2 separate regions of the Mus musculus genome follow, and region 1 is linked to region 2. A link is a loop called in an ENCODE intact Hi-C map of the cell type or tissue named here. Cell type or tissue: heart. All regions are shown on one strand. Links, peaks and the distances in the headings refer to the core of each region. The heading gives the core; the rest is flanking DNA. Region 1 has its middle 47 kb from the start of Gm46508. Region 2 has its middle 83 kb from the start of Ranbp3l.

The links. Hi-C counts contacts between places; a loop is a spot of excess contacts. Peaks named below come from ENCODE experiments on the same cell type or tissue, not always from the same donor. Only the 100,000 strongest peaks of a DNase experiment are listed, where the experiment ranks them.
Region 1: a loop joins it to region 2, with 16 times the contacts of the local background. A loop is called at or near these places in 27 of 42 quality-filtered maps.

What each region holds. Positions count from the first base shown.
Region 1 is chr15:8,627,252-8,632,630 of GRCm38, forward strand. No RefSeq gene overlaps it. Among named protein-coding and RNA genes, the nearest start is that of Gm46508, 47 kb to the left of the region's middle. In heart, for the core only: a CTCF peak has its summit at 2,129 (motif pointing right); a DNase peak (open chromatin) is centred at 2,150; H3K4me3 peaks cover 1,567 bases; H3K27ac peaks cover 1,327 bases.
Region 2 is chr15:8,882,128-8,887,506 of GRCm38, forward strand. No RefSeq gene overlaps it. Among named protein-coding and RNA genes, the nearest start is that of Ranbp3l, 83 kb to the right of the region's middle. In heart, for the core only: a CTCF peak has its summit at 3,121 (motif pointing left); no DNase peak of the experiment used is centred there.

The DNA.
Region 1 (5,379 bases), core at 246-5,245, 250 kb before region 2:
CCTGATTGCCTTTTGCGCCCTGACCAGCAGAGGGCATAACTGGCACATCTGAACTTTTCTTATTCCTGTGAAATGCGAAGGACAGGTTGAGAAACTGGAAGTCTCATGGGGCCCTGTGTCGATAGGTCAGCGGGAGCAGATTGAAGAATGTAGAGGGGAGAAGAGGGGGCGGGGACACCAAGAGACACAGGGTGCCAACCATCTTAATAGGAAGCGGCTGCGTTACCCGGGAGGGATTGCACACCGGAGGATAAGCAGATGAGTTACATATCGTCTTAGTCCCACTACAATCACATGCCCTGCACTGGGGCATAAGGCGCAAGAATTTACTTTCCCACAATGCTACTGGCTAGAGAAATGAAGATAAAGGTTCTGTGGTTAGGTGAGGAATTCGTTTTCTGGATCGGGAGAACGCTGTCCTCACATGGTGGAAGGCTGGAGTATTGGGAACAGAAGGCTGCACGGAGCCGCCTTTTTTTTTTTTTTCCAGCCACTGTCCATGAAGAAGTCCCATCTTCACATCTTAAAGGCCCACTGCTCACTATCACTGTGATGCCAATGTGTAAACTTTGACAGGAACACATTCGAATCTAAAGGAAAGATCTCTTAACCCTTACATTGCTGGAGGCAACCCGGCACGCCGAGACTAAAGCCCTCTTCTCCTATGTGATTTGTAAGACCCTCTCAAGTGGACCCTTGGTCCTTGTCTGGCTCCATCCCCCATTCTGCCACACTGCCTCCTTGTGGTACTTTGCCTCCCCCGGGGAAGCCCACCAATGCCCACCTGAGGTGTTTTACCACCAGCCTTTTCTTTCCTATGAATCCAAGGCTGGTGCCTTACTTCCTTAAGATCTTTTACAGGAGACTTGCCCGGGTAGCCTCCCTGACTACCCCGTCCTTAAAGTTCTCTAGTTCCTCTCCGAACGTCACCCTGCACTGGTGTGCTTCCCATCATTGACTATACCTGTCCTACATCTTAATCTGCTTGGGCTGCCTTAACACAACAGCACGGACTGGGCAGCTTAAAGGACACACAGTTATTGGTCACAGTCTGGGGGCCGAAAGCCCTTGGCGCACCCGCATGTTTGACCTCTGAGCTGGTCTTTTCTGGCTTTCAGACACGTGGCCTTTGCTCTGAGCTTGCTCTCTCTCCAAATACATGTTCACTGGGGTTGAGTTCCAATATACAAACATTGGAGGTGACATAGTTTAGTCTTCGAAAATCTATTTTACACCTGAATAAAATAGAGCTCTGGAGTGGGGGTGGTGGTGGAGGGAGGGGTAGGTTTATCTACAGTGCACATTAATGTGCCTGAGATAAGGTTGACACTCCATAAATACCTGGCAAATAAATGAAGGATCTGAGTTTTCTCGATGGGTTGAGTGGTACGACAAAAAATTTTATTACCTCAAATAATAAATTTATTTTATTATTATTATTTTTATTTTTTATTTTTTCGAGACAGGGTTTTTCTGTATAGCCCTGGCTGTCTTGGAATTCACTTTGTAGACCAGGCTAGCCTTGAACTCAGAAATCTGACTGCCTCTGCCTCCCAAATGCTGGGATTAAAGGCATGTGCCACCACTGCCCAGCAATAAATTTATTTTTAAATTAAATTTAAAAAATTAAATTTTAATTAAAGCATCAGTAAGTCTTTGAACCAGTAAGCATGTATGCACATCGGTGACTTTTCCTTTGTTTTGTATCTATTCTGCCACAATCCTAGGAAATTAAAATGCACGAAGAGAGACATGGGGAGGTTTAGGGCCAGAGAAGAAGAGATAAGGACGCTGGTGGTTAGCTTCGTGGTCCTTGCCTTTTCAGACTCTGGATCAGACGTTCTAAAACCTTGGCGCGCAACAGTCTTGTTAAAGCACACTGCTGGGTTCTACCTTCCAGAGCCCTGGATGGGGCCTGGGGAACTAGCCTTTCCTGTAAGTTCCCAGTTACTATCCATCCCGTCCTACACACTGGGAATCACACCGCAGACACGGACTTACTCAAGTTCACTTTTCATTCGGGCTTCTGAGCTGTTTCTCGTTCCACAGCCCTCCTGGAGCCCATCATTGAGGAGTTTCTAGAGAATGTTGGGTGGTTTATACGGTGTGGGCCGCTCTGGGTCGGGAGGTCCTTGCCACAGGGTGGCAGCAGTATCCCAGGCTTAGAGTGGCCTCCTCTCTGGGCTGCTTTAGTAGCAAATCTCCTGGTTCCCACCAGGGAAGGTTTGACTGGCTTTTCCATTTCCCCTTGGCTGGGAGGTGGGGGTGGGGGACAGCAGTGGGAAGGGGGCCGGCAGAGGGGGAGGTCACTGGCACACAGAGGGACAGTTTTGTTCCCTGGGAGACTCTGGGAGAGGAAGCTGGGTGGTCTCCCCGGAGTGTCGAATTATGCGCTTCACAAAACCACCATGCAGCGCAGGGCTGCTGAGAGAGAGCCAGCACTGACAAAAGCATCGCAGACACTGGCAGGGGAATCTGCTCTGCCCCGGTGCAGCGCCCGGAGCCCCTCCAGAAGAGCTCTGTCAGATTTCGGAGAGTCTGGTTTCCAGCCTCCCTCCCAGAAGACAGCAGTTCTTGCAGCTTCTCGCGGGCTTGCTTCCATCCATCCATCACATCTGCGGACCGCGAAGCCTCTCTGTCTTCACTGGCCCGTTTCGTTATAAACATTTCAAGAGCCGTCCAGAGTGCCAAGAACTGAGCTGAGAATTTGATGAACACACATGTATATAAATGATGTATATGTGTCCCGTTTATTCATTTACCACTTCTGCAAAGTGAATAATTACATACATCCGAGATAAAGAAGTTGAACTTCTTTATGTGCCATTTAACTAGCGCTCACTTCATGAGCATTCCTTTTAACATGGTAACTCAATGAGAAAGCTGGTTTGGGGATGGCGACTTTATCTGACCTCCACAGGTACAGAAGGGATCACCGAGGTCCAGCGACTTTTGCAAGCCGATTGAGAAGTCAGGTATATTATGACATAGATTAACCAATTGGGTCCAGATTTGGGATTAAACAACATCTGAAGGTCTTTAAGTTTCAGGAAACATTTCTCTCTCTCTCTTTTTTCTCCCCACCCCTTTCTCTCTCTCAGGTTGAGACATGATCTCATTAGGTAGTCCTAACTGGTTTCAATCTTGTGGTACTTTGGCCTCAACCTGCTGAAGTATAAGGACAGGCATAAGTTTACTATGCCTGGCGTGACATTTTCCTTAGGACAGCTGTGCTTTCTGTTTGTTTGGCATAGTTCTCCTAGGTTTAAAAGCAAGCCGGCTTTGGGATCCTGTTGTTTGAATGCAGTGGCTCTGGGTGGTAGTCTTCAGATAGGTGTTCCTGGCCGAGACCGTTTTGATCAGCTCAGTGCTCCCAGCTGAGCTGATTCTAAATGGTTTTTATTTTCTCTTGCAATGGCTATGTCTCCAAGCTCCTGTCTGGGCATTTTCAGGACTCAATAAATTTCCCCAAACTTACACAGTTAGAGAAAGCGCTCCTAAGTTGCCACCTGATGCCATTTCCCATTAGATTGATGGCGGTCTTGAAATCGGCTATGGACCCACCATCTCCTAGGTGGGAGACAGTGTCTCTACTTGTTCCTTCTGCTGTCCCAGTTGGACCCTGCTTCCCACGCCATCATACCTGGCTTAATGTAGGGGCTTTTGTGGAATGACTGCCATTTGGAATCTGGAAAAGATTTTGAAAAAAAAAAATTCCCCATTTCCCTCTTTACAGCTCCTGGAAAATTGGTCACGTTTGAACAGGACAATAGGGCAGACACATAGGTACTTTTCTAAAAGACACCCTCAAGTAAAGGGGAAAATGTGCTATCTCTTAAAAGCAATGCCAGAGACATGTCTGTATTTTAATGGGTTACAGAGAATGTTCTATGTGGAGTAGGGATGGAGAGGGGATGGGGGAAGAGAAGAGGAGAGTGAGAGAGAGAAGCAGATGCCAGCTTTAAAGTACTTCAAGTACAGATAAGCTAAACACCATTTAATTTATTTAAGACAGTTGCGTGGAGCCTCAAAAGTGATTCATCAGGCTTTTAAATGGTGGCCACAAGATTTACAAGGACATAATCAGTGATAATATTACCAGGACAAAGAAACTGTAGGAAATTCTAGATGTGGGAGTTTTAAAGAATGTTTTTGCTTTCACTTAGCAATTAAAAATTGAAGTGGTTATAACAAAAACTCCCCTCCCCCAACACATATTTTTCCCATATTATGTCCACTGTACTAAGGCAAATAGGAATTATTTTCTATTTTTCACTTCACTTGTATGTGGGCTTCCCATATTATCAAATAATAGAACTTCCAGTGTCTTCCATTTCATAATCACTGTATTATTTATTTAATTCTTACACTAAGACAATATTTGTTCCTTACCTGAAGTTAAAGTTTAATGGGCTGCCATATTTTATGTGATAACCCTTCCTTCAGAGTTAGAACTTAGTGAAAGAAGAATGTCCTGAAACCCAAGGCTGGAGTAGCAGTTGTGTGGGCTGGACAGCTCTGTCCTAGGTTGGAAGGGGTTGCCATGTTGTCTTCAGAGTGCAAGTGTGTGTCTGAGAAAGTATGGGAGAATGAGAGTCCTCTGTAGTCTATAATCTACAGTCTAGAGCCGTGATTCTCAACCTAATTCTAATTCCTAGTCCTGTAACCCCTGTGTTGTGGTGACCCCCAATCATAAAGTTGGTTGCTACTTTATAACTGTGATGTTGCTACTGTTAGAATCATAATCTATGTGTTTTCTGCTGGCCCTAGGCAGCTCTTATGAAAAGGTCGTTTGACCCTCACAAGGGGTCATGACCCACAGGTTGTCAAGGATCTCCGAGAGGTGATGGGAGAGAAAAGCTGAAGGGTCCCTAGGAAAATGAAGCCTTTCTGAGAGACCTTGCATAGATAAGGTGACCGAGGGAACCAAGAAAGGAGAGCCTTTGGGGATTTTAAGCCACTAGATGGTTTATACAGATTGAGCCCATTAAGCCCTCCTGTTATTGCACTTTAGAATTAGGTGTAGCTCAGGTGACTTCTCAGGTGGCAAACCAGAGCATTCTCTGTGGTGGTCCTGGCTGGGCTCCTCCCCCCCAATACCCCCCACCTTTAGGCACAGTGGATGTTCTCATCACTTCTTAGGACACAACTCACCCGTTCCCTTCCCTCCCCGTTCCCTTTTTGTGGGCTTATTCATTCAGAGTGTGCCCCAGTCGTAGCACTCAGCTGCCCTGGCCCCGAGAGAAGGCCACACAGAGCTAGGCATTGTTGATCCAGATCTGGGACCACCCGGGTGGGAGCAGTGGAAACACAACCTAGTAACACAGAGGCCTCATGACTGACAGCAGCTTCGGGTCAAGTGCCCTGCAGGCTGCCCGG
Region 2 (5,379 bases), core at 79-5,078:
ATAAAATACTCTGCCCAATCTGTTTATCCTTCTTTTCTTTCAATGAAGGCACAGTCCTGACCACCACCCACAAACCTATACAGGGAGTACGAACTAGGCAAAAGCAACGCACATCACGTGGAGTGCTTGTTCTTCTGAGAATTGATGGACTCACGTGTCAAGAGTACCCTCTTAGTAAATGTTCAGCTATTTTAAAATAAATTGTGATTTAGAATGCACATATAAACCACTAAACATCTCTTCTGCTGGACAGGTTAGAAACAGAACTGCCTTTACGGAGTGGACAGCTCTAAATGCAAACCCTGCACTCTCACACACCCCGTGCTCTTTCAAACCCAGGTCAGAACTGACAACTGCACTAGACTTCAGCTATATGTTCCTCTCTCCTCTGCTAACTATTGCATAGGAAGATGCTGAAGACTGTGCCCTAATGTAGTTTGTGTTTGACTGGATGTAGGATTATGGCATAGTGGCATAGTGGGAGAAGCAGCTGTCCAGAGGTGATGGGCATGTCTGGCCTGCAGGGACTGTGTGTGTTGTGATTGGACCCTGCAGCCATTTGTTCCCAATCTTGGTCTTCCCTGTGGAGCTAAATGGAATCAGTACTTGGGTAATTTTGACAAAACCGAGGACAGTCACAGGAGTCATCAATTTCACTCCTTACTCTAATCTCCAGGAAGGTCAGTCAGTACTCAAGTAACCCTCGGCTTGATTGTCTTCCCTTTTCACCCGGGGTAGATGTCCTGGCCCCTCTGGAGAACCACTGGGTTCGGAGCTGTCTGCTCAAGGTTTACATATGATCTTATTTCCTGAAGCAAGTCAAGAAACGGTTCTCTTGAGGAAGGAAAGTGATCTAGATCATGAGACAATGCCTGCCCTTCCTGCTCCTCCCAGTGCTGGTTGTGAAGTGCAGGTTTGGGCTACAGTCTGAATTCTTACTGAAAGAGGTATTCCAATGCCATTTGGCTGCATTCCTCTGGGAGGTAGTCAATGAAAGCCCCCCCCCCCCCCCGAGAATTTATGCTTCGCACTTAGTCAAGCTGGAAACACGCCTATTGGTATTCAAGAGTTTTTGTAATTTTCCATTACCTGGCTGGAATCTGGAGTATGTCTTATTTGCTTTTTCAGTGTTTTCTGTGATTTAATTAGGGCTCCTGGCAGTGTTTGGAGATCACAAGATTAAGGGTCTCTAACTCATTCATTTCCCTCTGAGCCAGGGAGCTATTTTATTTCAGGAAACGTAAATTGGTCACCTCCGTGTGCTTTATACTGAGCCAACGTATGACTAGAAGAGCCTGCAGTTCTGGAGTCTATACATACACCCAGCACAGCCAACCACTAAAGTATGCAGAGTCACCCATTTGCTGAGCTTAAATTACTCAACTGAGGTAAGGGTTGAAGAGATGTCCGGCTTTCCCTAGCATTCAATGAAAGTTTCCTTCAAGTGACTTTCTATTAAGTGACTATTCACTTGATCAGACAGCTAGATTGGGAGCAGACAAACCTCTCCACTCTATGGGCATCACTCCTCTTACCATCCATTGCGACCGTGAGGCCTAAACGAAGTGCTACAGACAATGAAACGAGGACATGGTGAGCCACAGTTGGGTATGAATCCCCTCTCTGCTAGGCTAGGGAGTCCTTCCCTAAGCTGAGCTCAACTCAACCTGCCTCTTCCAGTGTTTATCATTCAGTGCTGGAGCTGTCCCTGAAGAATACACATCCCCTTCCCCAAGGCTGTCCTGGAAATGTCTGAGATGATGCGCTGTCTCTAGCACCTCTGTCAGTGTGACTGCCCCCATGCAGTTGACCCTGGTGAGGCTAGCTCAAACAACATTCTCCTTCTTGGTTACATGTCAATCAACCTTGGTTTTCTTTAAGCCCAGCACACAGACAGATACCGTCTTACTCTTGAATGCGTCTGCTTATTTCCTTATTGTTGACTTGACTGCCATGACTGTGTTCTTCATAACTCATTCTTTTGGGCCTAGAAATCAGTCTGGAAAGTACCCCATGATTATTGATTACTACTGAATGAGTGAGCAAATGGGCAACCAAAGTTCACTGACCTCCAACTGTTTCTTAGGGGTATTGTTCTGGTCGGGTTCTTTTGCACAAGGTAACAAGAAGACAGGGAAGACTGAAGGAGCAAAGAGGGTGTGCTGTTTTCTGTTCTTTCTGCCCCGGGACACCATGATACTGCGCCAAAAGCAGGGGCTGTAAGAAATTGGCATTTGATATTTTCTGATAATTAACCTTGACACTCTGGATACAGTCTTAACCATTACGAATTGTAATTGTTTTTTTTTTTTTTTTCATAGAAAATCCAGAAACCAGGCATCCTGATCTAATGGTACCCTGAGACTCAGAAGTCCCAGCCGTCCTCTTGTGTCTGCTTGGAATCCTGTTTTCAAGGTTTGTCCATGGCGTCGCCTTCATTAGCAGTCTGATGTACGTAGACACCTGAGAAATTTTCCATTCCAGGATGCTTCTTAAATGTAGACTCACCAGTCCCAAAGATGTTCTTGACCTCAGGGTCTCTAAAGCCCAGAAATCTGTGGGTTTAACACGCTCGGAGGGGATTACTAGGCAGACGTTCTGTGTAATTGCCTTTTAATTAGAGGATTCCTCTCTCAAGTTCAAACAGCTCTCGGAGCAGAGCCCTGCAAATCCAAGGCTAAGTTGGCTGAGTTCTGTAGTCTGAGGACTCTGTTCCTGTCCACCATTCCAGCCACAGCTTGTGACCTTTTTTTTATGCCATGCAGCTTCTAGTGACCGTAACAAATTCCAGAGCGTCAACTCCGCAAGTAGTCTCTCAGCGTTGAGGCACTTGTAAATTAAGTTATGGGTCCCCGTGTTCGCAGGTATGTATGTCTATAGAAGCTCGCCCTGCCACGGAAAGCCCTGTCTGCGGCAGGCTCCCATTTCACTCCAGCTGCTGAAATTACTCCGAACAGGTTTATAAGTTGTTTTACTATCTGCGAAAGTTTTTCTTTCTTCCTTTCTTTCTTTTTTCCCCCCACTTCCCCCCCCCCCACCCCCTCGCCCCCTCTACTTCACAAAATCAGTGGAGGGCTTTTTGAGCATAGTACACACATGCCACCTTCTGGAAGGAAATGGAAAAACTTTGTGGAACCTTGAGAACTTTTTTTGAATGAACACATTTAAGAAACCTTTGGTACTAAATAGCTGTAAGCGGGAGTGGACAAAGGATAAGTGAGTGTACTGGGGGTATTATCACAACGCCCTGCATAAGTGTGTGACAAATGAATCATCAAAAATTAAAAGAAAAAGAATGTTATTTCAGGTTTGTAGTTGTTTTTAACAAAATAGCATTTCAGTCCAGTTGTAGGTTTACAGAAAAGTTAAGTGAAAGGTACAGAGATTTGCCACATCTTCCTGTCCTTACACACACAACCTCTAATACTATCATTATCCTTTCCAGGGATGCTACAGTTGCTACAATCTAGCTTCTAAGTCCAGAACATGAGCTTTAATATCCCCCTTGCACTATCTATGGCTGTATATTGAGTGTATAGTTATACGTAAACAACATTATAATGCCATGTAGACTAGTTTCTGTGGAGGAAAGGCCCTCTGTGCTCTGGCTGTTTCTGCCTCTTTCCAGCCTCATACTTGGCAACCTCCCATCACTTAACTGTCTCCACAGTTTGCCTTTTCCAAAAGGTCATGTAGTTGGAAGCACACATTCATTGTGCAACCTTGTCATATTGGCCTCCAGCACTTCAGAATATGCAATTATATTTATCCCTTCTTCTCCTCCTATTTCTCCCTCCCCCCAGCATCCATGTGTGTGTGTGTGCGCACTCACATACGCTCCAGTATGTATAGGGAATTGAACCTCTCTTACATGGAAGTCAAAGGCTCTTCTACTAAGCTGTATTACTAACCCTCTTTTTGACTTTTAGTTTTGAGACAGGGCCTCATTACAGGGTCTCATTACACTGCACTAGGCAGGCATTGGAGATTCTCCTGCCTCACACTCCTGAGTGGCTGAGACTACAGGCCTGTGTTAGCAGCACAATCCACTGTCTAGATTAATATTTATTCACCTACTGAAAGACATCGTGGGGCCTTCCAAGTTTTGGAAACAATAAAGAGAGCAAGCAGCAACATTCTTGTGTGAAAATTTGGTGGGGAGGTAACTTTCAAACTCTTTTGTTTCACATTGGAGTGATTGCTGAGTAGTCTGGTAAGAATATATTTAACTTCATGAGAAAACTACCTTTCCAGCATTTATCCTGCAGTTCACCAGAAAACAAAACAAAACAAAACAAAACAAAACAAAACAACAACTCCACCATTTTGAGCCAAATTTATAACAAGTGTTTATTAAATATTAATATTAAATACTGACCAAGAGATGGACTTTGGTCAGGATCATTTCCTTGGAATTTCCCAGCTGGAACGGCCTCAAGCCATGCATAGCAGGGGCTTATAAGGCCAAACTTGTAGACCATTGTACTTTCCTATGAGACGTTGTTATTTCCCAAGAACTACAGTTCCCAGCATTCCAGGAAGTTACCTGGTTCCTGCGCAGGTGTGGCTTACAGGTGAATTTTGGAAATTACACCTGGTGGCTGTGCCATGTTGTATTCATGCTAGTGAAGCCCAAAAGTTCCTCTGCTCACATTTCTGGCAGGATTTGTATTCTCATCAGTGTATCTGAGAGGGGTGTGTCCAGTGGTTCCAATTGGCAATTCCTTAATGACATATGATGATAGAGAATTTATTCATACCTTTGCTCACATTTACACAATTTATTGTTTCATTTAGAGTTCTTTGAACATTTAGTATGCTGGTCCTTCAACTGTGTCAGTCTCTTACATTTTTCTTCTCCTAGACTGATATTTTCTCTTATTCTCTTCAGAATGTCTTTGTAAAGCAGATATCTTTTTTTTTTTTTTTCACTGCAGTGCAGTTTATCAACTATTTCTTTATGGTCATGACTCCTGATAGTCTAATATGTTATCACTATACTTAAGACCACATAGGTTTTCCCCAGTGTTGTAAGAGTTGTATAGTTTTGAGTTTTATAGCAGTACTGTGTATATTGTTATGAAGAATATAAGATTCCTATTTCCTGACAATGCCCAGGTGTTGCACCACTCCATTGTACTCGATTTTTCCTTCGTCAAAGAACAGTTTTCTGCCTTTGTGTCGATTGACTCTGAGTATTTTGCTTTATTTATTTATTGCTTTGTCAACATCACACTGTTTTGAGTACAAGACCTTTATACTAAATGATAAAGTGGGACAGTGGCGGTTTGGGGTGCTCTCCTGCTTCACTGTTGTATTAACTGTATCAATGTACTGTAACACTGTGTCAACTGAACCAATGTACTGTAATATTGTATC